Linked DNA regions of Mus musculus: regions 1, 2 and 4 are each linked to region 3. A link is a loop called in an ENCODE intact Hi-C map of the cell type or tissue named here. Cell type or tissue: left cerebral cortex. All regions are shown on one strand. Each heading gives the region's core, and the rest is flanking DNA. Links, peaks and the distances in the headings are about the cores only.

The links. Hi-C counts contacts between places; a loop is a spot of excess contacts. Peaks named below come from ENCODE experiments on the same cell type or tissue, not always from the same donor. Only the 100,000 strongest peaks of a DNase experiment are listed, where the experiment ranks them.
Region 1: it touches region 3 in a loop (3-fold over the local background); 8 of 42 quality-filtered maps call a loop at or near these places.
Region 2: it touches region 3 in a loop (5-fold over the local background); 2 of 42 quality-filtered maps call a loop at or near these places.
Region 4: it touches region 3 in a loop (2.9-fold over the local background); 2 of 42 quality-filtered maps call a loop at or near these places.

The regions. Positions count from the first base shown.
Region 1 is chr13:51,813,321-51,818,996 of GRCm38, reverse strand. No RefSeq gene overlaps it. Among named protein-coding and RNA genes, the nearest start is that of Sema4d, 22 kb to the right of the region's middle. In left cerebral cortex, for the core only: a CTCF peak has its summit at 2,885; DNase peaks (open chromatin) are centred at 2,057, 2,275, 2,663 and 2,866; H3K27ac peaks cover 255 bases.
Region 2 is chr13:51,827,822-51,833,497 of GRCm38, reverse strand. No RefSeq gene overlaps it. Among named protein-coding and RNA genes, the nearest start is that of Gadd45g, 16 kb to the left of the region's middle. In left cerebral cortex, for the core only: a CTCF peak has its summit at 2,582 (motif pointing left); a DNase peak (open chromatin) is centred at 2,579.
Region 3 is chr13:51,648,769-51,654,444 of GRCm38, reverse strand. Secisbp2 (SECIS binding protein 2) reads right to left here and starts at 2,737. Exons shown (of 17, transcript NM_029279.2): 1 at 2,625-2,737; 2 at 1,690-1,838; 3 at 1-59. The coding sequence starts at 2,660. Cks2 (CDC28 protein kinase regulatory subunit 2) reads right to left here. Exons shown (of 3, transcript NM_025415.3): 2 at 4,733-4,860; 3 at 3,783-4,108. The coding sequence ends at 4,056. In left cerebral cortex, for the core only: a CTCF peak has its summit at 2,462 (motif pointing left); DNase peaks (open chromatin) are centred at 2,497 and 2,758; H3K4me3 peaks cover 1,664 bases; H3K27ac peaks cover 934 bases.
Region 4 is chr13:51,788,221-51,793,896 of GRCm38, reverse strand. It overlaps Sema4d (sema domain, immunoglobulin domain (Ig), transmembrane domain (TM) and short cytoplasmic domain, (semaphorin) 4D), which reads left to right and starts at 219. Exons shown (of 16, transcript NM_013660.5): 1 at 219-400. In left cerebral cortex, for the core only: no CTCF peak of the experiment used is centred there; a DNase peak (open chromatin) is centred at 2,975; H3K4me3 peaks cover 498 bases; H3K27ac peaks cover 415 bases.

The DNA.
Region 1 (5,676 bases), core at 1,329-3,828, 160 kb before region 3:
CCCACCCTCCGACCCCCCTCCCCTCTCCTTAGAGCACCCATCAGCATATTCTCCTGCTGGAAGTCCCATCCCTGACAGCTGAGCACTGCCAGCCTCCTGCCGAATGTGCCCTGTGGTTCCTGGTTCCCAGTCCTTGAAGGTCATATCCCCTCACATCCCAGCCTCCCCTGGGGCTTGGTATCTGGACCGGTCACAAAGCAGACCTTGTCTAGGATTGTGTTATTTATTACCTAATGTAGGGAAGAAGGACAGCCTGGCTCACCCTACAAGTCCATGGTCCTCTCTGCACATGAGAGGCTGGACAGCAGACAGACACGCTGCATCTGTAGAAAACGCAGTGGGGAATGGACTGGCAGATCACAGCCTTCTTGCTTGCCCGAAGCAGGAGGAAGTACTCTTCTGGGAGAAGAGAGTTTTGCAGAAGAACTTCTGGATACCAGCAAGAGCTTCTGTGGACATGCTGTCAGTGACAGTGACACACACACACACACACACACACACACACACACACACACACACCATGTTCTCTGCTCTTAGCCTCTTGAGTAACCCCATTTTAACCTGTCTAAGCTGGTGCCTCAGCGGTTAGGGAAAGGTTCCCTCTGGGCAGTGTGGCCAGTCTGCACCTGGCTCAACAGTTGTCACATGGATCTTGCAGAGGTTGGCACAGTCTTGCTGTGAGCTGGGGCCTGAGAGGCTAAGGCTAGCAATAAGGAGGGCAGTTAGGAATCCCTAGGGAGGATTGGTGCCTATTTCCCTCCTCATCATGGAATGAGGCTCACACATCCTCTGGCCCAGCCACATCATCTGCCTGGTCTTAGCCTCAGGGAGTCTTTTGTTTGAATTGTTTATGGTCTGTACAGTCATGTACATGCCTACAGGACCTACAGATACTGGGGCAGTAATGGCCATGCCTAGCTATAGTTTGAAAGAAGGACACCAAGACTCAAATCTGGGCTGTTCTAGGTACTGCCTCCTGGTCAAGTGTATGCTATGCGGGTTTTATGATTTTTGTAAATGACTTAATTCCTCTAAAAAGAAACGAGTTCCTTGTTCGGGGAAATGGTCCCAAATGGAGCTGGGCAGAGCATTTAGTCAGTAAAGTACTTGCCTTGCAGGCATAAAGAACTGAGTTCAGTTCCAGCAGCTACAGAATAAAAAGCTAGATGTGGTGATTTGCCCTAGCAATCTAAGTGCCGGAGGGGCCAGGCAGCCTAACCAGTGAGTCCCTGGGTCAGTGGGAAAACCAGCTCAAAAAATAGATAGTTCCTGAGTTCTCTAGCTGAAAAACAGACAGACGACAGGCAGGCAGGCAGGCAGGCAGGCAGGCAGGCAGGCAGGCAGACAGACAGACAGACAGACAGACAGACACACACACACACACACACACACACACACACACACACACACACACACAGCAGTATATGTTCACAAAAAAAGGAAAGAAAAGGAAGGAAAACTGTCCCATGAAGTGGAATGGGGAAGCCTGACTCAATCACACTACTGCCTACTGCCTCAGATGGTCAAGTTCAGAAGCAATCAGTGAGGCCCTAAGACAGCAGCATAGACAGTGATCCACAGTCCATGGCTCTCTGCAGACAGAGCCTAATGCAGGCAAGTGGCTGTTCTTATCAAGTGTCTATAGCTGCTTCTGAGAGGCCTGGTGCTCACACCAGGCTAAAATTCACCAAGCAAGTCCTATGGTCTTAAAAACAAAAACAAAGCAAAAAATCAAGCATGGTTTCCGAATCTTGCTTTCCGGTCAACCATGGAACCTGAGGGTCAAGAACAAAACTAGGCAGCCATGAAGAATGCTCTCTGCTGTTGGCTGGGGAGCCCAATTTCATTGTGGACTTGCCTTGATTCTATTTCAAAGACCAGATAGAAATGTGTGCCGGAATTATCTTTCCTTCAGTCGTGTAAATGACATCATGGCATAGAAACGTACTTGTGTTCATTTAGAAAGAGCAGAAATTGTATTCCCACCCCCCTCAACGTGATGAATGCCATCTTAGGAAAATCGGGCCCAGAGCAGCCAGCCATCTGGCAAGGCTTGTTATTATGCATGGCCCAACCTCATGCGTGTTATCCTGGGTGTGCACACATGTTATGTGTTTACGGCAGGAGCCCCTGGGCTGCTCTCTTGCCTTGAAGACTGTAAGCAAAGAGGTGGGTCTAAATCATAGCTCTGTCCTACCCTGTGCAAAGCAGTGTCTCTTAACTGTGTCCCTGGTTGGGGATGTCACCAATTATAGTCTGAAAACATGCTGCATTGTGTCCAGCCAGGCCAAGAGGCAGCCCTTTCTGCTCTGGAAAATGGCTGTTCCCGCCAGCCCTTCAGCTGCCTCCTGCCTGGCAGCCTGCCTATGATAGATAGCTCCTCTGCAGATGGTCCAAGTTACCAGACAGAGCCAGGCTCAGAACTACCCATGGACCTAAGATGACTTCTCTCTGATCTATTCTTCTGGGAGCATGATTCCAGAGAAACCTATCAGTTTGCCTCTGAGATCCCATAAATCCTCGCCTGGAGTTCTTCATTTGGATGTCACCCTTCTGTGTCGCTGTCATATCAGACAACTCTTGACACAGGGCTGAGGGCCTCCTTCCCATCCCATGAGAACAGGAAGCACTGTTGTGTCTGGGTCTCCCACTGAAGCCGGATGGAGCTCATGAGTGACTCATTATTTTCTGTACGTTTATTTATATTCTAACTGATAAACACAATACTTTAAAGTCAGAAGACCTTCGCCTCGGGAGGATGAGGCAAGGCAAGGAAATAAAGTGCTGGAAGTTATTAAAGGACAGAGAAGAAAGCAAAGCAAAACCAGCTGGGAACAGAAAATAAGGAAGTTGAGGAGAGTAAGCAGGTACCTTGTAGTCTCAGCTACCGGAGAGGCTGAGGCAGGGGGAGCTCTTGAGCCAGGGTGTTTAAGACTAGACTAGGTGTGATGATTTGACTAGGTTTGGCCCAGGGAGTGGCACTATTTGGAGGTGTGACCCTGTTGGAGTGGGTGTGGCCTTGGAGTGGGTATGTCACGGTGGGCGTGGCCTTTAAGACCCTCATCCTAGCTGCCTGGAAGCCAGTATTCTGCTAGCAGCCTTCAGATGAAGATGTAGAACTCTCAACTCCTCTTGTACCAAGCCTTCCTAGATGCTACCATGTTCCTGCCTTGATGATAATGGACTGAACCTCTGAACCTGTAATCCAGCCCCAATTAAATGGTGTCCTTATAAGAGTTGCCTTGGGATGGGCAGTGGTGGCACACACTTTGGGAGGCAGAGGCAGGTGGATTTCTGAGTTCGAGGCCAGCCTGGTCTACAGAATGAGTTCCAGGACAGCCAGAGCTATACAGAGAAACCCTGTCTCAAAAAAAAAAAAAAAAAAGAGTTGCCTTGGTCATGGTGTTTGTTCACAGCAGTAAAACCCTAACTAAGACACTAGGGCAACAAAGTAAGACTCCGAGAGGCGGGGTGGGGGTGGGGGGTGGAGCAGGGGGTTGGGGGGCGCTTGGCAGTTAAGGCATTTGTTGCTCTTCCAGAGGACCCAAAGTTGGTTCCCAGCATCTATATGGGATGGTTCACAATCTCCTGTAATGAAAACTCCAGGGAATGCAAAGCTGTTCTGGCTGCTGCAGGCGTATGCACACACACATGCAAACATACATGCATACACACACACACACACACGTAAAATTTAAAATATTTCCTTTTCAAAAGAAATAAATGAGAGAGGCTGAGGAGATGGCTCAGTTGTTAACGTGCCTGCTGCTCAAGTATGAATATCAAGGTTTAGACACCCCCACCCCCCAGAACTCTCATAAATGTCGAGTGGACATGGTGGCCCACCTGAAATTCTGACCCCAGAACGAGGAGACAGGAGACCCCAGAATAAGCTGGCTAGTAAGACTAGCCGTATCAGTGAACACTGGGCTTGATTGAGAAACCTGTCTCAAAGAATAAGATGAATGACTGATGGGAGGTGACTGCTGACATCCCCTTGGTCCTCCGTACGTGCACATACTGAGAGAACCTAAGGGGGAAATCCAGATTCAGTTGGCTTAGAGAGGGCGCGCTTTACAGGTAGATCCAGAGCGATAAAGTATAGATGGGTGCTGTTGGAAAGCCCCAGTCAAGTCATTTCCAAGGCTGACTCCATCCTCTGGGGCAATGTCTCAGTTTCTTCTTCACAGGCTGTGGAGATTTCTCATTAAGCCCAGGCTGCCTTTCACAGATGATGTATTACAAGCCCTGATAACATCAGCTCTGTCTCTCACATAGCGACCTGCCACACAGCAGCATTTTCCCCCATTTACTGGGGAAAAAATAGACTCCAGGTGTGACTGTCTCCACTCCACAGCAGGGGCTGTTGTGGCCAAGAGACCCTCTCCACTCCCATCGTGACATCAGTCAGTCTGTCATCCCCATAACAAAACACCTGAGAAATAAAGGTGCATTTGTGTGCACATCTTTGGATATTCTGTTCCAGGATCAATAGACACCACTGCTTAGGCCTGAGGTAGGCATCGGGTCACATGATAGACACGCAATATACAGAAAAGCTGCTCACCTCAAGGCCTGGAAGCAATGAGGAAGTGAGAGACGGGGCACCTCAATCCCTTTTGAGGGTATATATACCCCCAGTGGGCCTGGAGACTTCCCACTTGGCTCTCCTCTTAAAGGTTCTACCATGGGGAAATTTCTACTACCCTGTCAAACATGCCTTTAACCCATGAGCCTTCAACACATGGGAAGACACTTGTGCAAATAACAGCAATAGCTTTCTCAAATCCACCCTCTGAGGACCCTGCCACAAGCACATCAATTGGAAAGAAGCCAGGCTGGGGCATGCCCTGCCTCAGACCGCATCCTGTCATTACTGTTTTGACAGTTGTCATGGCAACTGGGAGATTAACGTATATTTCCACCTTCTGAGCAGCAGCAAAGCTTCCTGCCAACTTGTCAGGCTGGGTAGTTGGGGGACAGACTCCAGGATGCTGATGACACAGAGTCTGTAGCCTTAAGAGAAATGGGGCTACCTCCAACTCTGGAGAAAGGGCAAGGTTGTCTTGCCCTGTGGGGTTCCTGAGGATGAAGGTCAGATGAAATCCACTAGGAAATGAACGAGGAACAGTGCTCAGGACACACATGGATGGCCCTGGGCGAGTGTCCATGCTGGGAATACTAGGCGTGATGCAGTAATTAGCCCAACCACAGTGTGACTCTACTCCACCCACATGCATGTGATGAGAGACAGAGTCACCTCCTGGGGGTAATAAAGCTACTCTGGTCTGACCAGACCACTGCCTAAGTGGTCCTCTTAGGGGGAAAAACTATAGTCCAGAGATGAACTAGGCTAAGCTTGGCTCTGTGCAGTCGGCCTTTGTATCCCTGGTGGGAAGAGGGGGTTCTTTCTGTACATACTAAAGCTCTTTATATAAAACAGCATGAAGTTTACATAGAGCTTACGCAGCCCCTCCTGTGTACTTTAAATCATCTCTCAGCTACTTCCAACACCAATGAACATTGCTATGTGCATAGGTCTCTGACTTCATTATTTAGGGAACCATGGAAGACTTGGCACATGCTCAGTGTAGACACCTAGGTGTAGTGCAGACTGAACATGCAGAACAAGATCTTCAGGGGTTGAATCTGGAAATTACAGTCTGTGTATACAGA
Region 2 (5,676 bases), core at 1,575-4,074, 180 kb before region 3:
CCGACCCCTCACACCGGTGCTAGCTCCGGGTCACCCCTCAGATCCATTGGCTGGGGGTGGGCATTGCAGGGTCCATGCAAGTTAAACACAAAGGCCCCTCTTGAACATCCTTGGTGGTTTCTTAAATCTACAAGGTTTTGATAGGGAGAAGGTGTTCCTTCCCTCTTGAAAGCCTATGGTTCCTTTTGGAGGTGTGGGGTTGTGTGTGTCCCTCCCCCCCCACCCCCCGTGTCTTTGGTCTGAATATACACGGACAAAAATTCCTCACAAGACCACAAGCTCAAAATTCCAAGAGTGCTTTAGGGAGTGCAGAGATGGACCTGAAACCCACAAACACACGATAGCCACACCTATCTGTCTATCAAGACAAAAACAGAATGAAAGGCTAAGAAGGGATAGACCCCACGGGTCCTACACTTTCTGCTCAGTCACCAGCTTACTGAGGGTGGCTCCCAGGATCCAATCCAGGTTAGCAAATGGGGCCACAGGTGACAGAATACCCACCAGGGTGGGATTTGGGATATTTGCATAGAGTAATCATTCTCACAAGATCCACAGAAGAGACAACGGACAGATCTAAATTCCATATTCCCAGTAATCTCTGTAAAAACTTGTAAATTCCACCGCGATGCCTAGCGTTAATTGCCAATTTGACACCACCTAGAATCATCTGGGAGGAAAGCATCAGTGGGTGGTTGTTTACAGTGGGTTGGCCTGTGAGCATGGGGGGGGGGGGCGGGGGGAAAGGGCCTTTATTATATTAATTGCTGTAGGAATACCCAGTCTCCTGTGGGTGGCATCATTCCCTAGGCAGTGTAAGAGAATGGAGCCCTCAAGCTGAGCACAAGCAGGCAGACAAGCAAACAAGGGGGTATGCATTCATTTCTTTTCCACCCTGGATTGTGGGTGTGACTGACCAGCTATCCCAAGCCCCTGCTGTTGTGATTTTCCTGTAGTGATGGACGGTAACCTGGAATTGTGAACTAAAATAAGCCCCTTTTTCCGAGTTGCTTTTGGCCTGGGTCTTTTGTCACAGCAACAGAAGAAAACTAGCACAACCAATTGAAAGATAGAACGGCGTTAGCCCTAGGAAGGCAGCTTGTACCCCGTCAGCGGTGCCACTTGTGTGCGCATGCGTGTTTGTTTATGCGCGCATGCGAAGTATGTGCTTGCATGTGTGCACGTACCCGTGGAGGCTGGAGCTGATGTCTACTATCTTCCTCGCTTGCTCTGTACCTTATTTTTTGAGACAGGGTCTCTTGCTGAGCATGGATCTCACCAATGTGGCAGACTGGCTGGCAAGTGTGCCTTCTAGATCCTCCCGCCTCCATTTCCCAGGACTGGGGTTTCAGGCCCACGCCTCCACCCCATCATTTTACATGAGATCTGAACTTAGCTTCTCATATCTTCACGGCAAACTCTATACGGACTGAGCCAGCTCCTCCTCACCCCCTCCATTTGTCTTTATCTCCACCCTACCCCCACAATCAAGGTTCTCCTGACAGAAGCAGGGTACAGCCACCAGCTCTGCCTCCTGCCTGACCGGGAAGGATTTAAGCCACCAGAGTGGGTTTGGGTCCATCTCACTGAGTACCAACTGGTGGCTAAGTACAAGGCCTGAATCACACTGCGGGCTGCATAGGACTGACCTGACTGCTGGGGCGGGGGGGGGGGGGCAGGAGGGGGACAGGAATCAGACACAGGAACAGCGCCACACCCCACTTGGCTCCTCTAGCGCCTAAAGAGTCTATGCTGCACACTTGAGCTCAGACAGAGCTGAACCTCGGTGGAGCGCCTCTGGATGGGAGCTGTACGCAGTGCTTTCCTTCTGTGAGATCGCTTAGTTCTAATCAGGATCGATGATGTGCCCCTTCCACTGGTTCCATATTTGACCAGTGGAGAGAGAAACTGAGACTCACAGCGGTTGGGAATCGGTCCATCGATCCTGGCGTTTTGACTGCAGGATTCTAACAGAACCCCTCAGGTGTTTTTGCTAACCCTTATCACACCCAAGTTTGAAGAACCTTTAGTGGACCAGGGAGATGGCCCAGTGGGTAAAGTGCTGGTCACCAAAGCATGAGGGCCCACAATCAATCTCTAGTACCCCGGTGAAAGGTCAGGCACGATGCAGTGTGCTGGAGTAGAGACAGGAGGATCAAGGGAGCTTTCTGGCCAGCTGGCTAAGCTAAAGCAGCAAGCACCAGTTTGAGTGAGAGAAGATGACGACTCTGGACTCCGCTTACATGCCTGGGTGAGCACAGCAAGTAGAAATGGGAAGGAGAGTGAAGAGAGAGGAAGACGGGAAGCCGAGAGCCAGAGAAAGGGAAGAAAAGTAACAGATGGGATGTGATGATACCTGGGTTTCAGTGACTCTTGAATGAAATTGTCAAAACCTTTTTCCCAAAATCAAATGGAGAAAATAAAATTTTAGACACCCTGCTAGGTTAGGGCTACTCAATGAAAGCCCAATTAGGGGCAATGCTTTGAGAAACATATTGAATTAAAAGGGTTTGTACTTGAACAATGAAGTAATTACACTTAATGCTACCAAAACAAACCAAACGCGGGTCCACAGCACCCTCTAGTGTTTACATTGAGCATTTACAAGACCATTCTCCCTCATCCCAGCAAGCAAGACTCACCCAGAACATGACTGCTACATAAAGATGCTAAAGGAGTTCTTTAACACAAACCGGTCCAGTAAACTTTCACCTACTTCTCAAGCGTGGTGTCTCACAGTTGCAATCCCAGGACTCTGGAGGCTGAGACAGGAGAACTGACACAAGTCTGAGGCCAGCCTAGACTATTGAGAAACAACCTATTTTTTAAAAAAAAAATCGCTTGAAGCCCAAAAGTAACTGTAACATTTAATATCTATTGTTCTGGTGTTAATAAAAAGCCGATACAGCAAGGAGAGCAGTGACAGCATTTTATTTAAAGATATCTACATTTTAAGTTATTTATTTAGTGTACTGGGCATGCTTGCACTCACACGCAGGTGTGCACATACCACATTCTGTTCTCAGGAGCCAGTTCTGTCCTGTTGCCTTGTTGGACCCAGGGATAGAAATCAGGTTGTCAGGCCTACACACAAGTGTTCTACCAGCTCAACTATCCCATATCCTCATTTTAATTAAAAAAAAATAGTTGACCTACTAACCATATAATGTGCTATCTTAGGGAAGTTTTAACCAAATGCATGCAAAGATTAGGAAAGGTGACATAAAAGTAATATCTATGATTATTTAGAAGGAGAAAATAAATTGTGACAGAATATGGTGGTATAACATGTTTTTAAAGTACTAAAGAATTATCATGATCTTAATCTTAAATTTTTAGCATAGGTCTGGCGAAGTGGCAAGGTGGCAAGGTGGGTAAGGGCACCTGCTGCCAGGCATGGCAACCTGAGTTGCATCCCTGGGACCCACATCATGAAAGAAGGGACGTGACTCCAGCAAATTGTCCTCTGACCACAGCATGACCCAGAAGCACCCACCTAAAAGATAATAAATAAAATATAACATTAAAAGAAAGACATTGGCTGGGCGATGGTGGCGCACGCCTTTAATCCCAGCACTTGGGAGGCAGAGGCAGGTGGATTTCTGAGTTCAAGACCAGCCTGGTCTACAGAGTGAGTTCCAGGACAGCCAGGGCTACACAGAGAAGTCTCGAAAAAGAAGAAGAAGAAGAAGAAGAAGAAGAAGAAGAAGAAGAAGAAGAAGAAGAAGAAGAAGAAGAAGAAGAAGAAGAAAAGGAAGGGAGAGAGAGAGAGAGAGAGAGAGAGAGAGAGAGAGAAAGAGAGAAAGAGAGAGAAAAACATTGTTATACACCTAATGCAAAGCCAGCCCCTAATCCTTGGCCCACATTGCAGGTCATGTTGGGTAGTTGGAACATCAGTTCCACCATATTTTAGTTGCCAATCCCTTTTGCCTATCACTAAGACAGAGATAACAATCTCTCATCTACTTGAGATTGGGCGAGACAAGGCAGTCTCCAGTAAATGACAGCTGTGGCAGTACTGGGTGCCAAGGGTGCCCTTTACCACACAGTCTCAGAGTGACAGGTTTGTTTTTTGGTTTTGGTTTTGGTTTTTTTCGAGACAGGGTTTCTCTTTATAGCCCTGGCTCTGTCCTGGAACTCACTTTGTAGACCAGGCTGGCCTCGAACTCAAAAATTCGCCTGCCTCTGCCTCCTGAGTGCTGGGATTAAAGGCGTGCGCCACCACACTCGGCTCTGCATTTTTTTTTTTTTTTTTTTTTTTTTTTAGTGACCGTTTTACATCTGTGTGTGCAGAAGTTAATCTTGGTCTTTCTTACATGTACTGAGAAAAAAAAGACTTCACATTCCCGTTGCTTAAATTCTTCCAACTTGCTTGAATTCAGTTAGCAGCTCGTTGATCACTTCATTGTTCCATGAAGTTAGCTGGAAAATTAATTCTCTAAAAGGGAACGTTGCCCATGATTGTGAATGTTTGCTCAAAATTACGTTTGTCTGACATGGACGTAATGTTTGCTGTTTGCTACAATGTAGCAAGTACAGGAAGTACAGGTAGCAAGTACAGGAAGTACAGGAAGGTGCTGTTGTGCCAGTGGACAATGAATGAAAGCAGTTTCCTTATTTGTCTTGAGTCCTTTTTGAATTCCAAAAGCTTGTTGAATTTAAAAAAAAAAAAAAGCATTGTTACAATGTAATTGAAAAAAATGTTGCTCTTAACAGCAGCAACAAGAACACGCTCAACCCGAACCTCAAAACAGAGAGGGGGTCATGCAGATGGATTGAATGAGGTCAGAGGCCAAGGTGAATGAACCCAGCCGCCTTGCTTCCTCCGTTTGCCTTCAGCTCAGTCACAATCACCCAGGGTTGCCTTTAGAAGGTCAAGGGGTAAAATGTATGGGGCCTTTTCTTTTCTTTTCTTTTCTTTTCTTTTCTTTTCTTTTCTTTTCTTTTCTTTCTTTCTCTCTCTCTTTCTTTCTTTTTCTCTCTCTTTTTTAAGATTTATTTATTTATTTTATTTATGTGAGTACACTGTAGCTGTCTTCAGACACACCAGAAGAGGGCATCAGATATCATTACAGATGGTTGTGAGCCACCATGTGGTTGCTGAGAATTGAATTCAGGACCTCTGGAAGAGCAGTCAATGCTCTTAACTGCTGAGCCATTTCTCCAGCCCCACCCCACCCCCAAATGTATCTCTCTACTGACGTGTTCCTGTGCATGGCCACGGCCTCTGCACCTCACAGTGTCATGTGCTCTCTGTGCTTTGAATCCTATAAAGCACATTATTATTATTATTATTAGGGTTTTTTTTTTTTCGAGACCGGGTTTTTCTGTGTAGCCCTGGCTGTCCTGGAACTCACTCTGAAGACCAGGCTGGCCTCAGACTCAGAAATCTGCCTGCCTCTGCCTCCCAAGTGCTGGGATTAAAGGCGTGCGCCACCACTGCCCAGCACATTATTTTTATTTTATTATTATCATGATGATGATTAATGCAGACAGCTTCCTTCCTGCGTGTATACCTACAGGCCAGAAGGAGGCACTAGATTACATTACAGATGGTTATGAGCCACCTTGTGGTTGCTGGGAATTGAACTCAGAACCTCTGGAAGAGCATCCAGCGCTCTCAACCCCTGATCCATCTCTCCAGTCTAGAACACATCACTCTGTTACTTGCCTTCT
Region 3 (5,676 bases), core at 1,025-3,524:
CGTACTGTGCTGGAAAGGTGGGGGCTCCGAAAGCCATGTCTTCGGGATACATTTTCTGTCTAAAAAGTGTAAATTTCAGTTGCAGATTTCATAACACAAATCAAGAACATTATTTTTAAGACGCTAATTTAAACTTTTTAATATTTTCTTTTAAGGATCACTTACTTTCGCATTGGAAACTCCCCTATCAACAACCAAATGAGGGCTAGAGAGCTGGCTCTGTTAGTAAAGCGCCTGCCTGGCACATAAGCGCAAGGCCCTAAGTTTGGGCTCCAGAGCCAGTGTGATAAGCAGTGCACGGCAGTGCGCTCTGGGACTCCAACCAGAGGGGGAGCGCAGGTCCTTGAAGGTCACTGGCCTGCCAGTCTCGCTGACTGAGGGACTTGAGCTTCAGTGAGACTGCTTCTCAAAGAATAAAAGAACAATTGAGGAAAGACCCAACTTCTGCCACAGGCTTCCGCATGCAAGTGCACACATGTGCATTTACCACACATACCCCCCCCACATATGCACGCACACCCACCTACCCACCCACCCACCCACCCATCCAAACAGGACCTCTTTTTTTCTTCCTGCAAAGAATACTGCTGATTTTTTTTTTTCCGAGACAGGGTTTCTCTGTGTAGCCCTGGCTGTCCTGGAACTCACTCTGTAGACCAGGCTGGCCTCGAACGCAGAAATCCGCCTGCCTCTGTCTCCCAAGTGCCAGGATTAAAGGTGTGGGCCAAAACTGCCTGGCTACTGATAGAGTTGAACGAATGAACTAGGACCAGGGTAACAGAGCTCAACGGTAGATAGCCTTCATAAAACGCACAAGGCCGTGGCTTCCTCCTATGGCACCACAGAAAAGGTAATCTCAAGTAAAAAGTAAGTTCAGATGCCATGGCAGCACAGCAAGGGCATGCTCCCACAGTTTTGCAGCCGACTGCTGGTTTAGTACCTGACAGTGTCTCAGCAACCTAGACACAACAGCCGAAAGGCCATTCCCTTGGCTGAGGAGTTGCACTACAGCCTGCACAGTCTTCCTCCAGTCCTGCCCTTTCAGCCCCTCACATCCTGCACTATGCTGCCCAGAAGGCCAGAGTACAAAGAGGATCCTGCACACCACGGAGGCCAGGAGCCGTAAAAGATGGGCACCTTGGTAATTATTCAGTAGACTGGGGATTGACCCTGAGGCCTTGTGTTTGACAGAAAGAGCTGCACCACGGAGCTCTGTCACTGGAGACAGGGTCTCGCTAAGTTGTCCAGCCTGGCATGTTATCTATCTGATCCTTCATCCATCTGTCCTTTTCCCATTTACCCTTCCTTCTTGCCGTTTCTTTTCCCAATACAAATGTGAATTTGTTTGGTTCTGTCTTGCTTTGGTAGCTCTGAAGATCAAGCCCAGGGCCTGACAAATGGCAAAGCAGCATCCTCAGTCCCTACACGCGTGAACCAGTATCAACTGTAAACAAATGACCCTGCAACTGTACTTTCTAAGTTCCGTAGTGTCGGTCCCTTCCTGGATGAAGTTTTTGCACAGAATTTAGTCAGGCTACAGAGCCCAATCTTTGCTGGTTGAAGAGCCTCCTTTCCTCACCTGCAAGCCGTCCTGTAAGATGTTATGTATGTTTCAGTGTGTGAGGCTCTAATCACTACCTCTGGGAGAGAAACCCTCTGCATGAGGCAAGGCATCGAGAAAATACATACTCAGCTGCTGGTGGTTCCTGTACAAATGGATAGTAGGTGGCCGCACAGCCTGGGAAGACACGTGTCTCTGAGGACTCTGACCACGCCACGTTGAGCCCAGCAAACTTAGGGACGAATGGTTTGACATCAGCTGACAACTTGATGCTATCCTGAGGATGAGAGGGTGGGGATGGGCTTTAACGCTCCTGAGATTCGCCAAATGCCATCAAATACAAACCACAAGAAAGGTGCGCCATTCTGATAGGCCCATTGGTGATTACAAAGGTGCAGTGCAAAGACAAAAATGTGTTTGGCAACAATATCTCCCTGATGTTTTTATTATTAAAAAAAAAAAAAAGGTTACTGGACCTTACATGTGAAAAAAGGACAATGAATTAAAGTCGAAGGAAACCCCAACCTTGTTATATAACAAGAACCACAACTCGGAATGCTTCTGAGGATTTAAACTTGAAGATAGTTATTTTTACCTCTTCCATCTTTATACATGAGATATATAAGAACCCTGTACCTAGTGTCGCTAAACTATACCCAAAGGACGCTCAAAGTTATTATGTAAAACACACCGCTGACATTTATTGCCATCTAACTTCTCAACAAAAATCACCACATATTTCATCTGTAGTTAGTAAACCACACGGAACCTCTGAGAGAAAAATCATCCCACAGCCATGAGCCCTTGGAACGCAGAGTATGGGTTATTCTGACAACTTTTATCACCGCGTTTGGCCAATTTAGAGTGGATTTCTGGGACGGCCGGCGCGCCATCTAGCGGTCATGGCAGGCGCGGACGCGGGTGCGAGGTGCCCGAGGCCGTAGGTAGCCTATGTGTTATCATTTCGCTGGCCGAACCGTGAGAGGGTGGTCAAGCCCCCCATCCCCGAACCTCAGGCCCGGCGGCCCCGCGCGTGTGCCTAGACCCGCAGCCCGCCCCTTACCTCGCCGTCCGGCTCCCGCGGCCGCTCCGACGCCATGGCGGCCACGGAAGAGCCCGCGCCGTGAAGCTAGCGGCGCGCCTAACCAACGACTCAGCGTTTCCGCCTTCCTGCGCGGCGGCGCCAGGACGTACGTCACCGAGGCGCGACGGAGGCCTTCCCTGCCGGAAGTGCTCGGCGTCCCGGGCCTCCGGAGCCGCACGTGGAAGACTGGGGCAGCGACAGCTCTAGGGGGTGGCTTGTGGTGGGCCAGGAAGGGCGCGGCTGAGCTCTTACGTGGGGCGGGCTTGGTGATGTGACACTAGGGGAGGCCAGGCTCTGGGCGCCCGCACTGATGCAGTGCAGGAGGGAGACTCCTAGTAAGAGTGAGGCCGGCAGACCTGCTCAGTGGTGAGCTTCCAGGAGCATCTGCTCCTGTGGAGTTTCTAGTAGGATGTCATGGCGGGTGCCTGCAGGCAGATGAAGAACCTTGGAACTAAGAGGAGTCAAATGTTTAGCTATGTGAGACTTCTGCTGGGGCCTGGACAACAGGAAGCTCTCGCAAAACACAACTCCAAAATGAAACCAAGAGCACAGAAACAGGTCGAAGGACAGAAAAAGGTCGCCTGCAATGTGGGGGCATTTGGCAAACAGGCCTTGGAGTCAGTCTGTAGGGTTAGAATTAAACACCAGCCCTTTTTTTCAAGCAAGACACCAGTGCCAGTTCATGGTCAGTAGCCCTGTTAGGTCTAGTGTATCCCACACATGGAAGGCTGTGGCTCTGTAGTGTTTACTGTGTTCAATGAGAAATCACCCCTGCTAATGTCTAACTACAGTCTTGTTTCTGGCCACTCATACTTTTTTTTATGGCTATCCACTGATGTGTGCTTAATTTCTTGGTTCACACAAGATGCACGAATGTGGCACCTGAACTTTTAAGATACTTTTCTCTGAAACCACTAGACTTTTTGTAGACTTGTGGACACTATCAAGCGGTGGGTTTTTCTGTTCACTTGCAGAATCCAAAGTTATTTAGGAAGTAAACTGGCAATAAAGCTGTAATATCCTCATTTGGAGCTTAATATTTCTTTTTCAAGTATGTTTATTTTCTTATATTTCTTTTTCAAGTATGTTTATTTTCCCCAGGGGTAAAAATAATCAAGTCAAATTAATTTCAACAATGGTGATATAAATGCAATATACAAACTTTATTTAACAAAACAGGTAAAATAAAACAGGCATTTATATTAAGAAAAAACTACAAGAAACTATCTTGAACAACTTAAAACAACCCTACTTGCAGTTGCATTTGACTGAGCTCTGTTGCTGTGAAGAATACAGCGCATGCACAGGTATGGATGAAAGGTTTGTACACTTTTCAAGTATTCACTGAATACTACCTTATATACACATATACATTAAATTTGAAAAAGATTAGATGATCCCAGCTGCACTTCATTTTTGTTGTTCTTTTGGAAGAGGTCGTCTAAAGAGAAGAATATGCGGTTCTGTGGAAAGAAAATATTAAGTTCCATGTCACTATTTGAAGTATTCAAAATGAATTGTCGGTGTAATAAATAGTAAATGCGGACAAACTCGTATAATAGCATTGTTCTACCATTTTATCCTTTGACCGACTCTGGAAAATAATTTCTACCTGCAAAATCATTTTCAGTGAAGAGAAATGTAATCTCTTTGAAAAAAGAACAGCTAATTCAAGTCAGCTGCTGGATCTCAGGCTAATTCACATCCAAATAAATAAATTGATGCCATACACACTTAGCTAAGAAAGGGTTGTTCTAGTCAAACCAGATCTCTGGGGGGTGAGGGGGGGGGGTGGGGGCTTAAAAGATTAAACTCAGAGAGTCCACCCAAAGCTTCCTCATTCAACGGGATGAAGGCCAGCATCTATAGCACTTCTGCTTTCCTATTGATAGGAAGGATTTCTGAGCTCCTAAAGATATGTGCCATAATTCCAAGGAAGACTCCAGTTTAACAATGCCACCTTTTAAGTATAAAAAGGTAGCAACAATTTCTATATATGTGCAGGATTTTGGCACCTGTTTTATACTAAGTGAGTCACTTTTGCAGGTAGAAGGAACAACATCACTTTCCTTTACAGCAAAGCTTACCTGGCTCATGAATCATGTAATGAACCCATCCTAGACTCTGTTGGACACCAAGTCTCCTCCACTCCTCTTCGGACATCAGATGAGTTTTGGGTACTTGTTTAGAGAGTTCTCTGGGTAACATGACATGCCTATTAAAATATTCAGCCAAAGATTAGTGCCATCTTTCCCACCAACATCACTTTATACAGGAACCTTACCTTTGAGATACTTGAAATTGTGAAGGGTTTTTATCCTCAAAACAAACTAAATTCTCTAAAGCAACTCTACACTACAATATTATCTGTATCGATCTATACTTATAGCATATACTTCTGGCTTTTGATGGTTTATGTTAAAGTATTAGGCCAATATAAGTTGCACAAAAATGAAAGGCATTTTATTCTGTAGGGGTAAATTTCTAGCAGAATACTTGTTATTGAGCTATCTTCTAGGAATAGGACCTTAAAATCTAAAAAGTCATGAAGCAACTCTTGGTCTATAGGATATAGGTAGAAAATATTCATGTACTGGAAAGTATACTCAAAGAGCAAGACCATACCCAAGTAAAAAAATATTCTCTCCTGTTAAATAGACTGGTGGTATTAGGATAGCTAGAACAGCAAGAGAAAGTCAGAGGCAGTCTAAAAGGGAGTTATATGTAACTTATATGTAAGAGTAAGGAGCCTAGTCCCAGAATTAGTTGTCACCTCAACCTGAGATTACTAAACTTTTAGTACTGGGGCTTGGAGGGGGGGGAACCAAACTAAGTTAATGTGTTCCCTGTTATTCAATACTAAATCTGTAGTACTTGTATATATTCCAGTTTGCTTCACGCTCCAAATTAAAAGCAAAAATATGCCTTTGGAACTTCATGTGACCGTTGGTTTCCCAGTAAAGTGCATTTCCAGAACGTTAGGAAGCACTTAAGTCTTTAGTATCAAGCCATTATCAACACAATTTTTCCT
Region 4 (5,676 bases), core at 1,876-4,375, 140 kb before region 3:
GAAACAAGAGGGGAGCAGGAGAAAAAGACTGGGGTAGGTGAAGACAGGGGCGGGGCGCGGGAGGGCAAGGAAGAAGGGAGAGAGGTTGGGGTGAGAGGAGGGACTAGGAGGAAGGGGGAGGGGCGAAGGGAGGGAAGAGACGGGAGGGGGAGGGGAGGAGGCGGGAAGGGAGGGAGAGGGGGTGGGGCCTGCACGCTAGCCCCGCGCCCTCCTTCCCCACGCCGGCCTCCGCTCCCTCTCGCGCCGCAGCATCTCCGCGCGTCTCCCGGCCTCCCCGACTCAAGCTCCTGGCGCCGTTCGCCTCTGTCGTCGCTGCCACCAACGCCGCCGCCATTCTTGGCGCGGAGCTGGCCTGGCCAGCCCCCGCCGAGAGCCTCCGCGGGTCGGACGCGCGCTCCAGGTAAGCGACTGGGCCGGCGCGGGAGGAGCGCGCGCGGGGTTGGGCAGGTGCGCGGAGCGCGGCGAGCCCCCGCGGTAAACCTAGGAACCCTGTTGGAGCCTCTCCTGCGACCCCCTCGGGGCTCCCAGGATCCCTCTCCGAGCTTCTTCCCCAGGTTCTCCCACACCGCTAGGACCTAGTCTGCATTCCCACCTGGATGCCCCCGGACTCCCTCTGCGTTCGCATCAGGATCCTTTGGGTCCCCTCTGAGTCCCATCCGGATTCCTCACCCCCCTCTACATTTCCACCGCGTTTTCCAGACCCTCTCTGCAGTTCCACCCCAGCCCGGATCTCTCTCCGGCGTCCCTTCCCTAGCTCCCGCCAGGCCCTGGCAGGCAGGTGGCTGGAGCAGGGACACGGGACAGGCAGCGGATGCGACTTGACCAGCCAGGCCCTGCACGCTGGGACCCCCGGGTGCTGACTCCTTGATCGGTGCCTCCCAGGTCAGGCCCGGTGCCCGTAGCCGGGCTCCCAGCCCCGGCCTAACCAGCTTCTATTTCGGTCTCCCAGGCCTTGGCTCGGGTGCACCGGATGTGGCGCGGTGCACTCAGACAGGTGCGGCCGCGGTGAGGTTGCCACCGCCGGGCAGTGGGCACTGCAAGGCGGTGGCTTCCTGGAAGATTCGGGCTGCGTTATTCTAGAACCGCCCGGAACCACCACCAGCTTTAGCTCGAGCTGCACCTGTTGCTGGCGCCCGATGATTTGCAGGGGGCTGGTTCTGTTGGGGCTCAGCCAGTTATGGCTTGGGGAAAAAAATCAGCCAAAAAACAAAACAGCGCTGAGCACGTAGCTGCCCTCTATATGTTTTCTGTTTAGTCTCTCTGTGGGTGAATGTGGAGTTTTGGCTTTCAATGAAGCATGTGGTGAAGGCCTGCCCCTACATACTGGGTCATTTGCCACATGAACTTGTCCTGCTTTTGTTTTGAAAACCCTCACTGTGTGGAGCACAGCCCAGGCCCGTGGGTGGCCCAACCTCTCACTGGACTGGGGGCCTGTAGCCAGCCATCTGACCCAGCTGTGGGTCTACCAGGCGCTACCAAACGGAAGTTTCCTTCCCAGGAGGGTGAAGTGACACCAGCGGTCTGTCACTTCATATGTGCCCCTGGCGTCTGACTTGTCTCTTGTCTGCCCAGGCAGGCAGGGTTATTTGGGAATGTTTACAGTGTCCCAGAAGCAGGCAGTCTTGGGCAGAGGTGGGGGTAGATCCCGGTAGCGACTATAATGGCCTGATTGTCATTTTGACCGTTGCTGTCTGTGTGCATCACGTCAGAGCGATCATCTGTTGAGAAGCGGAATGGATAGAATAGTGAGCAGGGATGTTGGTGTGGGCAAAGCTTGTCTTTCCTGACCATAAGACTCAGTTAGGTCTGGCTGGTCCACACAGCAAGTAAACCAAAGAAACAGACACACGTTGCCTATACCAGTTGTGGCATTGCCGTTCTTGCACGATGGATGTGCGACCTGGAGCCAGGGCAAGAGTCAGAGGCTGCCTTCCTGTGATGGGCTTGTTTAAGTCTGTCCTTTGAAATGGAGCTGCGAAGTCCCTCTGTCTATAGACTCCAATGACTTCTGGCTGTCATTGTGTGCCTTACAGAGACTCCTCCCCAGTGGTTGGAGTCTTGGCAGGTGGCTGCCTGCCCTGGACTGAGGGATGAGGTGCCTGGTGTGGACCGTGCTGCCTCAGGAATCCAGGGGGTCTGGGGCCAGGGCAGTGTGTCTGGTGACATCATCCACTTGTGGACAGTTGCTTCTCTAGGCTGTCTTTTATGGACAGTGTCCAAGGAGGCCTTTCCCACCCCAGGCATGGTGTGTGGTGGGCCAGGGCTATGGGAATGGGTGCTAATGGACAGCATGATCAATAATGCATCTCAAAGATCAATGGTTTTCTTTAGCCATTTGAGGTGTTTCTAGAGGGAGCCTGCCCTGGGAGGGCTAGGAAGGCTGAGGAGGGGGACAGTTTCCTTTGATTCGATTATGTTTAGGGTGAGCTTAGAGCCAGGGACCCTGGGTTTGAGCCCTCCAGAACATCTTCACTATACCAGAAGAGGATTTGGAATTTCCTCATTGTTGTTGTTTAAAGCAAACTGTTCCCTCGAGTTTGGAAAAGATCTCCCTCAGGCTCTCTGTTCCCTAGGCACCCAGAGAGCCATAGCATGAGCTTGGTGGTCATGCCAAGGTGGTCTTGGGGGGAAAAAAACCCTGCTGCTAGAATTAGCCAACAGGGGGCAGATCCCCTCCCTTTCTTCCTCCCTTCTTCCCTCCCTCCCTCCTTCAGATGGAGCCCAGGTTGCTCTCTGACCTCCTGTATCAGCCTCCTGAGTGCTGGGATTACAGGTGTGGGCCACCACTACCCAGTTTACATCTCTCCAATGGTGCCGGTCCCAGAAGGTCCACTAGATGGTGAAAGGTACTGGTGAGAGGTACCCATGGGGTTTACCCAGGCTGAGGGGGAGGGTCCTTTTGGTTCTCTTGGCTAAGAGCCATCCCACTCTTGGCAGCTGCAGTATGAGCAACCCATCTCTGCAATCTCAGTTGAAGACGTGGCTGTCCCTGGGTGACTTGGGGTGTGGCCCAGAGCTAGGCTGGTCAGGCAAGGTCTTATGCACGTGTCGGGGAGAGGTTTGCTGGACCACGGTGCAATTCTCTTGTCTGGAGGACATGCAGAAAGAGGTGGCAATCTTGTAGGAGGTACAGGTTAACCTGGTCTGTCAAGGGGTGACCGGAAGAAACATAGAAAGAAGTGGCAATTTGTTAGGAGATATGAGTTTCCCTTGTCTTTCTAGGGGTGAGCTGCTGGGCCTTCCCCAGAACAGATACCAAGGAAGGGGATTTGGGGGAAGAGCCAGGTGTGGCTGTTTTGCTCTTGGGACCTTGCTTTCCAGCTGTGCTCTTTCCTGAGTCCCTTTTGTGCTCACCTGGGATGCCACATCATGGCACATCTGTTGCTGCTGACCCAGGCCTGGACAGCAGCCGTACTTTCTTTATTTCTTGCAGGGGGCTTGTAATTTGGTTTAAACTCTCACACACTGCCCGTGAGAGCCCGGGTTGCGTATTTTTTCTGAATGGCTTCTGGAAGGCACTTGTAGATTGCAGGCATCCTGAAGCCTCTAACAGGAGTCCCTGACAGAGCTAGGCCGTGAGACAGACATTTGCTACATGAACAATGGTATGGTACGAGGGACTTTTTTTAATGACCACCATGTGGTTGTTGTTACCAGGGGTGCACAGGGTGCTAAAGGATGCTTGGGATCTGCGTTGTCGGATCAGGGAGGGGTCTGGGTGAGCGTCCCTGAGCTCATTACTCTTTTTCTGGCTTCTGTTGTGTACCATTGAAAGTACTCCATAATTAAAAGTTAATAGTTGAGGGCCAAGTGGATTGCTTACATGAAGCAGCTGCGTAAGGGTTTACTCGAAACTTCCAACCTTCCGTGCAGTGCATTGAGTCATCCTGTTTACACAAGTGGGCACTTATGCATGGAAGTGGTCTCCTACGTGAATATAGACAGCACCGTTGTGTCTTCGAGGATGCCCCCCAGAGGTTGAGTAGGTAATGGTGGTAGGGGGGCATCTCATGGACCAGGGTCAGGCACGTTGAAGTTAGTGGGAATGTGGGCACAGGGGTGACTGTCTGCATGTATGTGCCAATGTGTGTGAGTAACGGAGTCAGCGTGTAAGTCTGTGATGGTTGTGTGAAGATATCAGATGGACAGGGTAAAAGTGGAAGCCTGTGAATTGTTGTGTGTCTGTGTGTGTGTTAGGGGACGTGTGAGCATGTGTGCAAACTTGTAGTGTGACTTGTGGTGTGGAAACATCTTCTATGTTTCTTTGGCCACTTTGTGTTGCCAAACCTCATTACTGTGGTGTTTGGGGTCATTTTTAACTAAAGTAAGGCGTAGCTGAACTGTCCTGTGGGGTGGAGTTGATCTGGGCACTGATGAACGTGAGTAACCATTGGCAAGTGGGACACACTGTGTGGATACTCTGGAGAAAAGGAAGGCAGACAGTGCCGGTGGGGTGGAATTGTGTGTAATTTAAACCTTATGAATTATTTATTTCTGGAATTTTTTTATTCAGTATTTTTGGACTGTAATTGACTGGAAACCGAACCTTTAGAAAGCAAAAGATGAAGGATGTACTGTTCTGTGGATCTCCGTTGTGTGTCTGTGCTTTGCCTCTGCACTGGGGGCTCTGGAGGCTTATGTGAGTCTTGGGTGCCAGTGCTCGGAGCTCTTTAAGGCTGAAGGGCGCTTTTTGGGTTGGCAGTACTGTGGTTGGTTTGCTCATCTCTCGGTAGATGTTTGGATTGTTTCCTGTTAAAGGGTTAGGAGCTAGAACTTTGCAACAGAAGGGCAGATAACCTGCAAATAGAAGCACATGGCCAGCCAGCCAGTGTCATTAGTCACTGAAAGATACAAGCCAAGACCCAGCTCTTACTGCACTAGAATGGCGTTGATACAAGGGGTTGGGAGATAGCACCTGTTGTTAAGGACTTAGAGAAAGTGGAACCCTGGGGTTGCGGAGAGGGGAAGATGGTGTTTGGGGAAACAGTATGGAAGTTTCTTGGAAAGATAAACACAGATCCAGGTTCCTTGTGATCCAGCTATTCCACTTTTATACCCATACCTAAAAGGATCGGAAGTAGGGACTAAACAAAAGCCTCCCACCACCATTTATAGCACCGTTCACAAGACAGCAGATGTGGAAACAGCCTAGCTTGTCCATCAGTGGATGAAGTGGGTGAGCCAGATGTGCCGTGTGCAGGCATGGAATAATACTCAGCCGTAGAAAGGACTGGAACACTGATACATGTTCGAACCTTAAAATAATAGAACCTTGAAACACTGGGCTAAGTAAAAGTAGCCACAGCTAAGACAATGTGACTCAAGAATCTTGTGTACAAAATGTCAGTACAGGAGGCCCAGCTGGAGTGCCAGAAACATCATCAGTCACCGGGGGTCGGGAGAGGGATGGGGTGGGACTGCTTGGTTTTATAGGGCTTCTAGTTTTCTTTTGTTTTGTTTTTTTTTTTTGTTTTTTTTTTTTTTTTAGTGCTGTGGATTTGATGCCCTCCCCCACCTCCACCCTCATTTTGTATGCTAGGTGATAAAACATAATAGCTGATAATGGTTGTTGTGATGTTGTGATTGCATCACAAGATGCTATTAAAGGATAATGTGTGTGTGTGTGTGTGTGTGTGTGTGTGTGTGTGTGTGTGTGTGTGTTTTGCATGGTGCATG